Linked DNA regions of Mus musculus: region 1 is linked to region 2. Evidence: chromatin contacts called from ENCODE Hi-C or POLR2A ChIA-PET data. All regions are on one chromosome and are shown on one strand. The core of a region is the stretch at or near the end of the contact, and the rest is flanking DNA. Distances in the headings are between cores, read along the strand shown.

Region 1 (5,124 bases), core at 1,390-3,889, 47 kb before region 2:
CCTTTATGTGACATTTAATACAGTTCTTCACGCTGGGCGGTGGTGGTGCACGCCTTTATGTCACCCTTTAATACAGTTCTTCACGCTGGGCGGTGGTGGTGCACGCCTTTATGTGACATTTAATACAGTTCTTCACGCTGGGCGGTGGTGGTGCACGCCTTTATGTGACCCTTTAATACAGTTCTTCACGCTGGGCGGTGGTGGTGCACGCCTTTATGTGACCCTTTAATACAGTTCTTCACGCTGGGCGGTGGTGGTGCACGCCTTTATGTGACCCTTTAATACAGTTCTTCACGCTGGGCGGTGGTGGTGCACGCCTTTATGTGACATTTAATACAGTTCTTCACGCTGGGCGGTGGTGGCGCACGCCTTTATGTGACATTTAATACAGTTCTTCACGCTGGGCAGTGGTGGCGCACGCCTTTATGTGACCCTTTAATACAGTTCTTCACGCTGGGCGGTGGTGGCGCACACCTTTATGTGACCCTTTAATACAGTTCTTCACGCTGGGCGGTGGTGGTGCACGCCTTTATGTGACCTTTAATACAGTTCTTCACGCTGGGCGGTGGTGGCGCACGCCTTTATGTGACCCTTTAATACAGTTCTTCACGCTGGGCGGTGGTGGTGCACGCCTTTATGTGACCCTTTAATACAGTTCTTCACGCTGGGCGGTGGTGGTGCACGCCTTTATGTGACATTTAATACAGTTCTTCACGCTGGGCAGTGGTGGCGCACGCCTTTATGTGACCCTTTAATACAGTTCTTCACGCTGGGCGGTGGTGGCGCACGCCTTTATGTGACATTTAATACAGTTCTTCACGCTGGGCGGTGGTGGTGCACGCCTTTATGTGACCCTTTAATACAGTTCTTCACGCTGGGCAGTGGTGGTGCACGCCTTTATGTGACATTTAATACAGTTCTTTACGCTGGGCAGTGGTGCACACCTTTATGTGACCCTTTAATACAGTTCTTCACACTGGGCAGTGGTGGTGCACGCCTTTATGTGACCCTTTAATACAGTTCTTTACGCTGGGCAGTGGTGCACACCTTTATGTGACCCTTTAATACAGTTCTTCACACTGGGCAGTGGTGGTGCACGCCTTTATGTGACCCTTTAATACAGTTCTTCACGCTGGGCAGTGGTGGCGCACGCCTTTAATCCCAGTACTTGGGAGGCAGAGGCAGGTGAATTTCTGAGTTTCTGAATTTCTGAGGCCAGTCTGGTCTATAGAGTGAGTTCCAGGACAGCCAGGGCTACACAGAGAAACCCTGTCTCGAAAAAACATAAACAAATAGTTCTTCACGTTGTGGTAACATCTAACCATAATATTATTTTTGCTGCTACTTCATAACTGTAGAATCATAATGTAAACATTTGATAATAGATCCCCATGAAAAGGGTTGAGAATTACTGCACTATGTAGATCAGGTTGGCCTTCAACTCACAGGGGTCCTCTAACCTGCCTCCCAAAGTGCTGGAATTACAGTTGTGTGCCACTACACCTGTCTTCTTTTGGTTATTTTAAGGGGAAATATCATTAACTCTACTCTAGAAAGTGTGTGTGTGTGTGTGTGTGTGTGTGTGTGTGTGTCCATGTCTGTCCTGGTGGTTCAGTCTCTGCCTCTCATCTCTGTAGGAATGCTGGAGTTACTGATTGGCTGCTACATCTGCCTGTATTCTGGGCATTGAACTCAGGCTTTTTCACAAGGACTTGTACTCATTGAATCATCTCACGAACCCAGGATTTCAACTTACAGCCAAAGCTGTATAAAGAAAATAGTGTCTTTTGGATGGATTGCTTGTTGGGGGTGGGGTGAGGGGTTGTTTTCAGATAGGGTCTCAAGTAGGCTCTGCTAGCCTAAAACTCATTGTATACAGAGGAAGACCTATAACTTCTGATCCTCCTGTTTCTCTCTCTTGAGTGCTGGGACTGCGAACCCAGTTAGAAAATAGCATATTTTGATGCCTGGGTCTCCTATCTTAAATCTAAACAAAGCATGATAAAGAAGGACAATTTATCTCTTTTTCTGTTCACTGCTGTTCAGAGCCAGGCAGATCTCTGAGTTCAAGGACAGCCAGGGCTGCACAGAGAAACCCTGTCTTGGAAAACAAAAAACAGACAAAAAGAACTATTTGGCAAGTGGAGGTAATGTCCAGTTCCTGTCCAAGTTGCCCCATCCTGTAACCCTGTTGATTATTTGTTTGTCTTCAATTGACCACAGGAAGAGCTGAAAAGAGACCTGAAAATGAAACGAGAGAGGGAGATGGCCCAGGCGGTACAGGCCAATGCTGCCTCAGTGCCCACACCCTCCGTGCCAGCCCCTGTGCCAGCGCCTGCACCGGCAGCCCCTCCAGCTCCTCCTCGTTCTCCGCCTCCCTCCACACACAGTCTGCCACCTGCAGGCCACCCCACAGCCCCACTGCCTGTCACTTCCCAGAAGAGGAAGCGGGAGGAAGAGAAGGACTCTAAGTCCAAGAAGAAGAAGATGATCTCTACCACCTCTAAGGAGGCCAAGAAGGACACCAGGCTATATTGCATCTGCAAGACACCGTACGATGAGTCCAAGTACGTGCCTGTCCCCCAGCTTTGTAGTTGAGCAAGCAGTTGGCAGCACTGGGAGAGGGCGGGCAGGTGTGAGGCTGGGCTCCACCAGGTGCTTGGCATCAGTGCAGTTAGGGGGCTGTTTCACAGGCGCTCGGGCTTGCTTGTCCTCAGCCATGTCCTTTTCTGTCAAAAACAAGCTTGCTGTGGCCTCTTTGCTTTCCAAAAGTTCTTTGTAGCCTCGCTCCTAATCTGCCAGCACTGCATTTTGCAGAGGCTGCTGTCCCAGCTCTCCCTGGCCAGATCTCAGAGTCTATCCTAAAATGGATGGTCCAAGGAGGCCTCATCAGGTCCCTGTAAAAAAAAAAAAAAAAAAAAAAAAAGAAAGAAAGAAAGAAAAAAATTGCAAGTTAGTATTGTTGTCTGTGTTTCCATGATATTTGTAATCAAAAGCAAAAAACAAAAGTATTCCTTTTATCCACTTTGTGAGTTTCGCAGTCAGAACATGATGAGCGTGGCAATTGGAAGCTGTTTTTGACAGTCATGACTTGTATTTGGTGACATGAATGAGATTTTTAGAGATGTTAGATGTTACTCCATAAATATACTTTCTTGTTTTTCTTCTTTATTTATTGTTTTGGGTTTTGTTTTGTTTTGTTTTTGTTGTTGTTATTTCTATTATTCAGTGATGTATTTAACTTCTGTCTAGAACATGCAGGTGTAGGACAGTGTTTGTAAGCTTCCAAGAATCACAGTATCATTTTACAGTACCCAGCAGTTTAACTGTACTTTTAAAACAGAGTTAGAAATCCTTACTGCCTGTGCATGTGGGTCTGTGGAGACCACTCCATGGGTCCTAAGTCACCATCAGTTTACAAATGTCAGTCAGAAGCTCTGGAAGCTCTGCTGGGAGACACACTCCCTGTTGAGCTCAGCAGGGTGTGGCCATCTTCACGTCCCAGCATGTGTCCCTCATTGGTGAATATCCATCATGTAAGGAGCGCTGCCCTGTAGTCTGTACAAATAAGTATGCCTCACTTTAAGTAAAATACTCAAGAGGATTACTGAGACACAGAACCCCACCACAGATGCGACTTTATATAAAGGTCAGCTTTGAGCTGACACAAACTTTGATGAAACCTTCTTGGGATCTTGGCATTGCTTAAAATGAGGCACACACACACATGTGCTCGTTCTGTTGACGCTGCCCATGGTTTCTGGCTAGTTCACTTCTTGTTTTTTTTTTTTTTTTTGGTTTTCCATTGACATTTCCACACAACAGGTTCATTCACCCCCTGTCATAGTGTTTGCTGACATCTCAGACCAGACCAGACCAGCCTGGTTTGAGCATTGTGTCACTAGCTTCTAATGAAAGTTATTAAAAATTGGAAACTTAGGTTCTGAAGTTCCTTCCAGCGCACATAACACCTTCAAGAGGCAACATTTAAAGTAACTCACCAGGTCCTCACCTGAGTAGGGGAGTATGGGCATCCCAGGTCAAAAGAAAGGCTCACTGGGAGGGGGCTGAGGCACCTCACTGTGTGTTACTCCCTCACAGTCATGAGGCGGGCATTCCTCAGGTTAACATAGCAGAGACAGCCTGGTCGAGGGCAGGGTACCAGTGATGGCAAGGCCAGCCTGGCTGCCTGTGAGTGATGCAGGCCTGCACAGCTCCCACCAGCAGGGACAGAGATGCTTTAGAGAGCTGCTGGTTTCCCCCAGACCCTTGTGTCAAAGCCTGGGCTCCTCCCCTCCCCTCCCCTCCCCAGGCTCTGTAAGCAGGAATGACTACATACATGGACCTCTCCTAGTTTCCTTCCTAGCACGTGTGACATTGTCCTCTCCACCTGGCTGGCCTGCATGTCCTGTCCTGTAACTTGTCCTTGGTGTTTGCACTCTGCTTTGTCTCCAATTTTAGTTTGTGAGATACATTTTCAAACCTATCTAAGAAATAGCCCTGGTATTGAAATGGCTTCTGTAGAGTAGGTTTGACAGATGTAAGTCTTTGATTCTTTGGCTTTGGTTTCTGTGCCTGTTACAGTTTCACACACATTCATTAAAAGGAAGCCATTTCCATCCGTATGTTTTTGTTTTTTTTCAAATTCCAGTATGTTTTAAGACCCATATTTCACTAAACAGTGTGTCTGCTGAAATGGATGTGAGTGACGATGTGTCCACCCTTGGTCAAGTGTCAGATGCTGTGTTTGCCACTGGTAGACTGGTGCATTCAAGGTGTTTAGCTGACTCATTGCAGAAATTATCCTGTAAGAAAGCAAATCAGGGTAGAGAAGACAGATTTACATACCATGCAGCTCAAAATGACAACTACAGTGTCATTTTCATTGTGAATGCTTTTAGGTTCTATATTGGCTGTGATCTTTGTACTAACTGGTATCATGGAGAATGTGTTGGCATCACAGAAAAGGAGGCTAAGAAAATGGATGTGTACATCTGTAATGATTGTAAGCGGGCACAAGAGGGCAGCAGTGAGGAATTGTACTGTATCTGCAGGACACCTTATGATGAGTCACAGTGAGTTGATAAGAGCGTCTGTTTGACAATTCAGGAAGCCGCATTGCTC
Region 2 (4,715 bases), core at 29-2,528:
TGTGTGTGTGTGTGTGTGTGTGTGTGTGTTTGGGGGAAGGGAGCAAAATAAAGAAATAAATAAAAAATTTTAAAGGTTTGGAGAAAATAGGTATTAATAAGTTATTGGTTTTTTGTTTTTGTTTTTCGAGACAGGGTTTCTCTGTGTAGCCCTGGCTGTCCAGGAACTTACTCTGTAGACCAGGCTGGCTTCGAACTCAGAGAACTCAGAAATCCGCCTGCCTCTGCCTCCCAAGTGCTGGGATTAAAGGTGTGCGCCACCACCACCGGGCTAATAAATTATTGTTACCATATTTGCTGCTTCCATTGTCCTTTTTCTTTTTCTTTTTTTTTTTTTTTTTTTGCTTCTGTCCTGGAACTCACTCTGTAGACCATGCTGGCCTCGAACTCAGAAATCCGCCTGCCTCTGCTTCCTGAATGCTGGGATTAAAGGTGTGCGCCACCACTGCCCGGCTTCCATTGTCTTTATTTTCCAAGTAATCTAAAAGTTTACCACACGGGACAAAGTGGGGCATGTCTGTAATCCCAGAACTGACGTTGAGGAAGGATTGCATTAGGTTCAAGGCTAGCCTGGGCTCTATTGTTAATGTGAGACCCTGCCTCAATCCCACTCCCCATGATAAAAATTAAATAACCAGTAAATAGCACAAACAATAATATAGCGATACAACTAATGATTGCCTAAAGATAAAATAATCAACAAATACTATAAACAATATAGTGATACAACTAATGGTTAAGAGGCACACAGATCCACGTTCTCCCGGTGACCAGCTCCTGATGTAAAATTTTTTTAAAGTAAATATATTTCTCTTTTCTTTTATTGATTGATTGACTGATTGGTTGATTGAGACAGGGTCTCACTATTTAGCCCTGGTTGGCCTGGCTGTATAAACCAGGTTTGCCTTGAACTCCTAGTGCTGGGATTAAAAGCCTGCGCCAATCACCGCAAGCTAAGCCTTTTTTTACAAGTGTAATAATAATTTCGTGTGTTTGTTTAAGGACAAGCCCAGGGAAAGCAAACAGGGTACGGCCCAGTGTCCATCTAAGCATAGACGAAACGCAGGTCTCCATGCTGTGTGCTGAGATCTGGAGTCACCCTTCTGCAAGGCACCCTGGGATTGCCCGGCCGCTCCCTCATCTCGCGACGCTTCCCTGCTTACCGCCCCACCCCCACCTTTTTTTTTTTTTTTCCCCTACGACCTGCGTCTGCGTCCCACCCCCACCCCCGCCTAACGTGTTTTTCAAACCTACCAATGAACGCGCAGCTTAGGCTCAAATCAGCCAATCGGAACGCGGCGTCACCGGGAAATTTAAATCGCGCCGGCCGGCAGCACGAGGCACAAAATCTGAGGGCTGAAGGGTAGCAGACGTTTCCACAGCCGCCGACCCGCAGCTTGAGTGTCCTGCACCACCTTTCGTGGAAATCTGAGCCGGCTGTACAGGTAGGAACGGAAGCCGGTCCTGAGCAGTAACGGCCGGACGGAAGGCTGCGGGGCGGAGGGCGGGAGCAGGCCGCGCCCGGGCCGGAGCTGAGCCTCCCTGCTCCGACCAGGCCTCGGGGCGGGTTGGTTTCGCCACGCCGGGGTCAGGGTTGGCAACGCCGGGCGCTGCGGAGGGCAGCGAAGGCCTGGGAGCGGCTCGGGTCGGCGTGGAGGGACCGGAGGGCAGCCGCAGTCGAGCGGACCTACCTGGCTGTGCCGCCGCTTTCCTGATGCTTCTGCCCCGGGGAGGAGACGCAGCTTTGGGCAGGGGATGAAGGTGGCAGTTAAGACACCCCAGTTAAGCCCTTGACCCGGATCACCTGGGTCAGGGTCGAGGACGGACATAAAGCAGTTAAACCTACTAGCTTACCAGGGTACTTTGGGTTCCTGTCCCTTCGCGACGACCACACCTGGGTTCTATCGAGCCCCACTGATCACAGCTGATGTCATCCCGGCTGAATGCATTCTCTGGAAGTGTGTGCAAGATGCGGCGTTAATGCCATTGCTGACAGCGATGATGTGATGGAAGGCCCTATAATGGAACGAACCGATTCTTTATGTAACTTGCAAGAGGGTACTAGTATGGATCCGTTTTGGCCATCGATCAACAGAAAACGAGAGCTGCGTTTATTGCCTTAAGGACGTAGATGGTTGCCAGGCATTGTTGGCGCACGCCTTTAATCCCAGCACTTGGGAGGCAGAGGCAGGCCGATTTGAGTTCGAGGACAGCCAGGGATACACACAGAAACCCTGTCTCGAAAAATAAAACAAACAAAGGACGTAGATTGTTCTCCTACTTGGTGTTCTATTAACTAATGGAGCCTAGAATTTAGATCCTTGACTTAATACCGTGCTGGCTAGAGGCTTAAGACTATTGAGTGTTTGAAAAGCCGCTAATCTGTTGAGATGCCCCGTGTGCTTAAACTACCCATTGGATTTTGAAGGTGTATAAAAACAGTAAGACATCTCAATTTTTCTGTATTGATGACATCCTCAAATGGTAATAGTTTAGCTATATTGGGTAAAAGTCTTAAAATTAATTTCCTTCCTTCCTTCCTTTCTTTTTGTTTTTTCGAGGCAGGGTTTCTCTGTGTAGCCCTGGCTGTCCTGGAACTCTGTGGACCAGGCTGGCCTCGAACTCAGAAATCCTCCCGCCTCCCAAGTGCTGGGACTAAAGGAGTGCGCCACCACTGCGGGGCTCACTGTGGTTAGTGGAAATTTTAAATTATCTTTTTTTAAAATTTTTTTTGATTGACAGTTAAGTTGCCTTTGTAGTAAGGGGCAATTATGGCTTAGTATTATAGCCATAATGATGAAAACTTGTAGGATTTTGTTTTGTTTTTATTTTATTTATATATTTTTGAGACAGGGTTTCCTGAGTAGTCCAGGCTGTCCTGTAATTCACTCTGTATACTAGACTGGCCACAAACTCAGATCCGTTTTACCTCTGCCTCCTGAGTGCTTGGAGTGCTTTGCCATCACTGCCAGGCTGTGTTGTGTCGTCATCTTTGTTTTTGTTTTTTTTTTTTTTTTTTTTGGTTTTTGTTTTTGGTTTTTCGAGACAGGGTTTCTCTGTATAGCCCTGGCTGTCCTGTCCTGGAACTCACTTTGTAGACCAGGCTGGCCTCGAACTCAGAAATCCACCTGCCTCTGCCTCCCAAGTGCTGGGATTAAAGGCGTGTGCCACCGTTGCTGCTTTTTAAATCTAGTATAGAAATGGAGTTGAGATTTAGTTGATTATAACATGCTATTGTATATTTCTGTTTGTTTCATCTTAAGATAGGGTTTCTCTATGTAGACCTAGCTGGCCTGGAACTCTCTACAGACCAGGCTGGCTTCAAACTGATAGAGATCTGGTTGTCTCTGCCTCCCAAGTGCTAGGATTAAAGGCGTGTATTACTCTACCCAGCTTCTGTTGCATTCTTATTAAAAATACTTTTTCTTTGTTTCTTTTTTTTTCTTCTCACCCTCCCTTGGCTCCTAGCTTTCCTCCTTGTTCCTGCAGCCATGTCCACGAACGAGAATGCTAACTTACCAGCTGCCCGACTTAACAGGTTCAAGAACAAGGGGAAGGACAGCACAGTGAGTACCTTCTGTTGCTTTCCTGCGTGCTTGTAAAGGGAAGGGGGATGTTTATATAACAACAGTTCTGAGGGACTGGGGATTGAATCCTAGAGCTTCACACTCAGGCTAGGTAGGTTTTTTTCTGTGCCCAAGCTTCATCTCTAGTTTTAGGTATTTAAACTTTTAAAATTGCATTTATTTATTATTTACTTTTGTGTATGTGGGGGGAGGATTTTTATGTGCACCTGTTGTACATGTAGAGGAATTTCCTCCTCTACATGGCTCTGAAAGATTGAAGGCCTCAGACTTGGTGGCAAGTGCCTTTATTCGCTGAGCCATCTCTTGTTGGTCTTTGAAGGATTTAAAAAAAAAATCACAACTGGGTGGGGTGCTGAACACCTTTAATCTCAGCACTTAGGAGGCAGAGGCAGGTAGATCTCTGAGTTTGAGGCCAGTCTGGTCTACAAAATGAGTTACAGGACAGCCAGAGCTACACAGAAAAACATTGGCTTGAAAAACCAAAAAGGGGGGGAAAAAAAGGAGAGGGAGAAAGATGACTTGGCAGTAAAAGCCTGTGGGATAGATAAAACAAGGTCCTCTTTTCTTCAGGAAATGCGTCGCCGCCGAATAGAAGTTAATGTGGAACTCAGGAAAGCTAAAAAAGATGAGCAGATGCTGAAAAGAAGAAACGTCAGCTCCTTTCCTGATGATGCTACTTCTCCGCTACAGGAAAACCGGAACAACCAGGTGACTACCTTTGAGTTCATGTTACCCTAGAAAATATGGATGAATGTCTCTTAAATGCTTTTTCTTCCTTCCCACACTCCAGTGGATAGTTTTCTGTCCTTCCTTCAAACTTCTTGCACTTCTGGATACTAGTTTTGTACCTTGATATGTCAGTTTCAATTGAAGGAGAAAATTTTTTTATGCTAACTAGGGATCACACACTAGGGCCTTGTGTGTGATAGGCCTGTATCTCTAGTTCCATTTTATTATTATTTTTTGAGACAGTATCTTGCTGTATAACCCTGGTTGGTCTCATTTTCTATATAGTTCCTGGTTTGGAACTTTAGTCCTCTTTCCGCATCAGGTGTATACAATCATTATGCCATGCTTATACACTATAAAGTAGTGGTTCTCAGCCTTTTAATGTTGTGACTCTTGAATA

The links. Hi-C counts contacts between places; a loop is a spot of excess contacts on that map. ChIA-PET counts read pairs that join two places held with the same protein, here RNA polymerase II (POLR2A).
Region 1: a loop to region 2 is called in a map of heart, with 6 times the contacts of the local background. The contact joins the enhancer-like site here to the promoter of Kpna2 in region 2. A Hi-C loop is called at or near these places in 1 of 37 maps with a recorded cell type or tissue (heart). POLR2A ChIA-PET finds 5 or more read pairs at or near these places in 3 of 5 experiments (Patski and embryonic stem cell).

Annotation. Positions count from the first base shown.
Region 1 is chr11:107,044,443-107,049,566 of GRCm38, reverse strand. Bptf (bromodomain PHD finger transcription factor) reads left to right here. Exons shown (of 28, transcript NM_176850.3): 24 at 2,224-2,567. Among named protein-coding and RNA genes, the nearest start is that of 1810010H24Rik, 21 kb to the right of the region's middle. Within about 2 kb of position 2,639, at least 1 of the 3 ENCODE cell types and tissues checked has a DNase peak (open chromatin) inside an H3K27ac peak, as active enhancers do.
Region 2 is chr11:106,996,088-107,000,802 of GRCm38, reverse strand. It overlaps Kpna2 (karyopherin (importin) alpha 2), which reads left to right and starts at 1,278. Exons shown (of 11, transcript NM_010655.3): 1 at 1,278-1,444; 2 at 3,468-3,565; 3 at 4,157-4,294. The coding sequence starts at 3,491. Gm39424 (a long non-coding RNA gene) reads right to left here and starts at 1,334. Exons shown (of 3, transcript XR_880255.3): 1 at 1,254-1,334.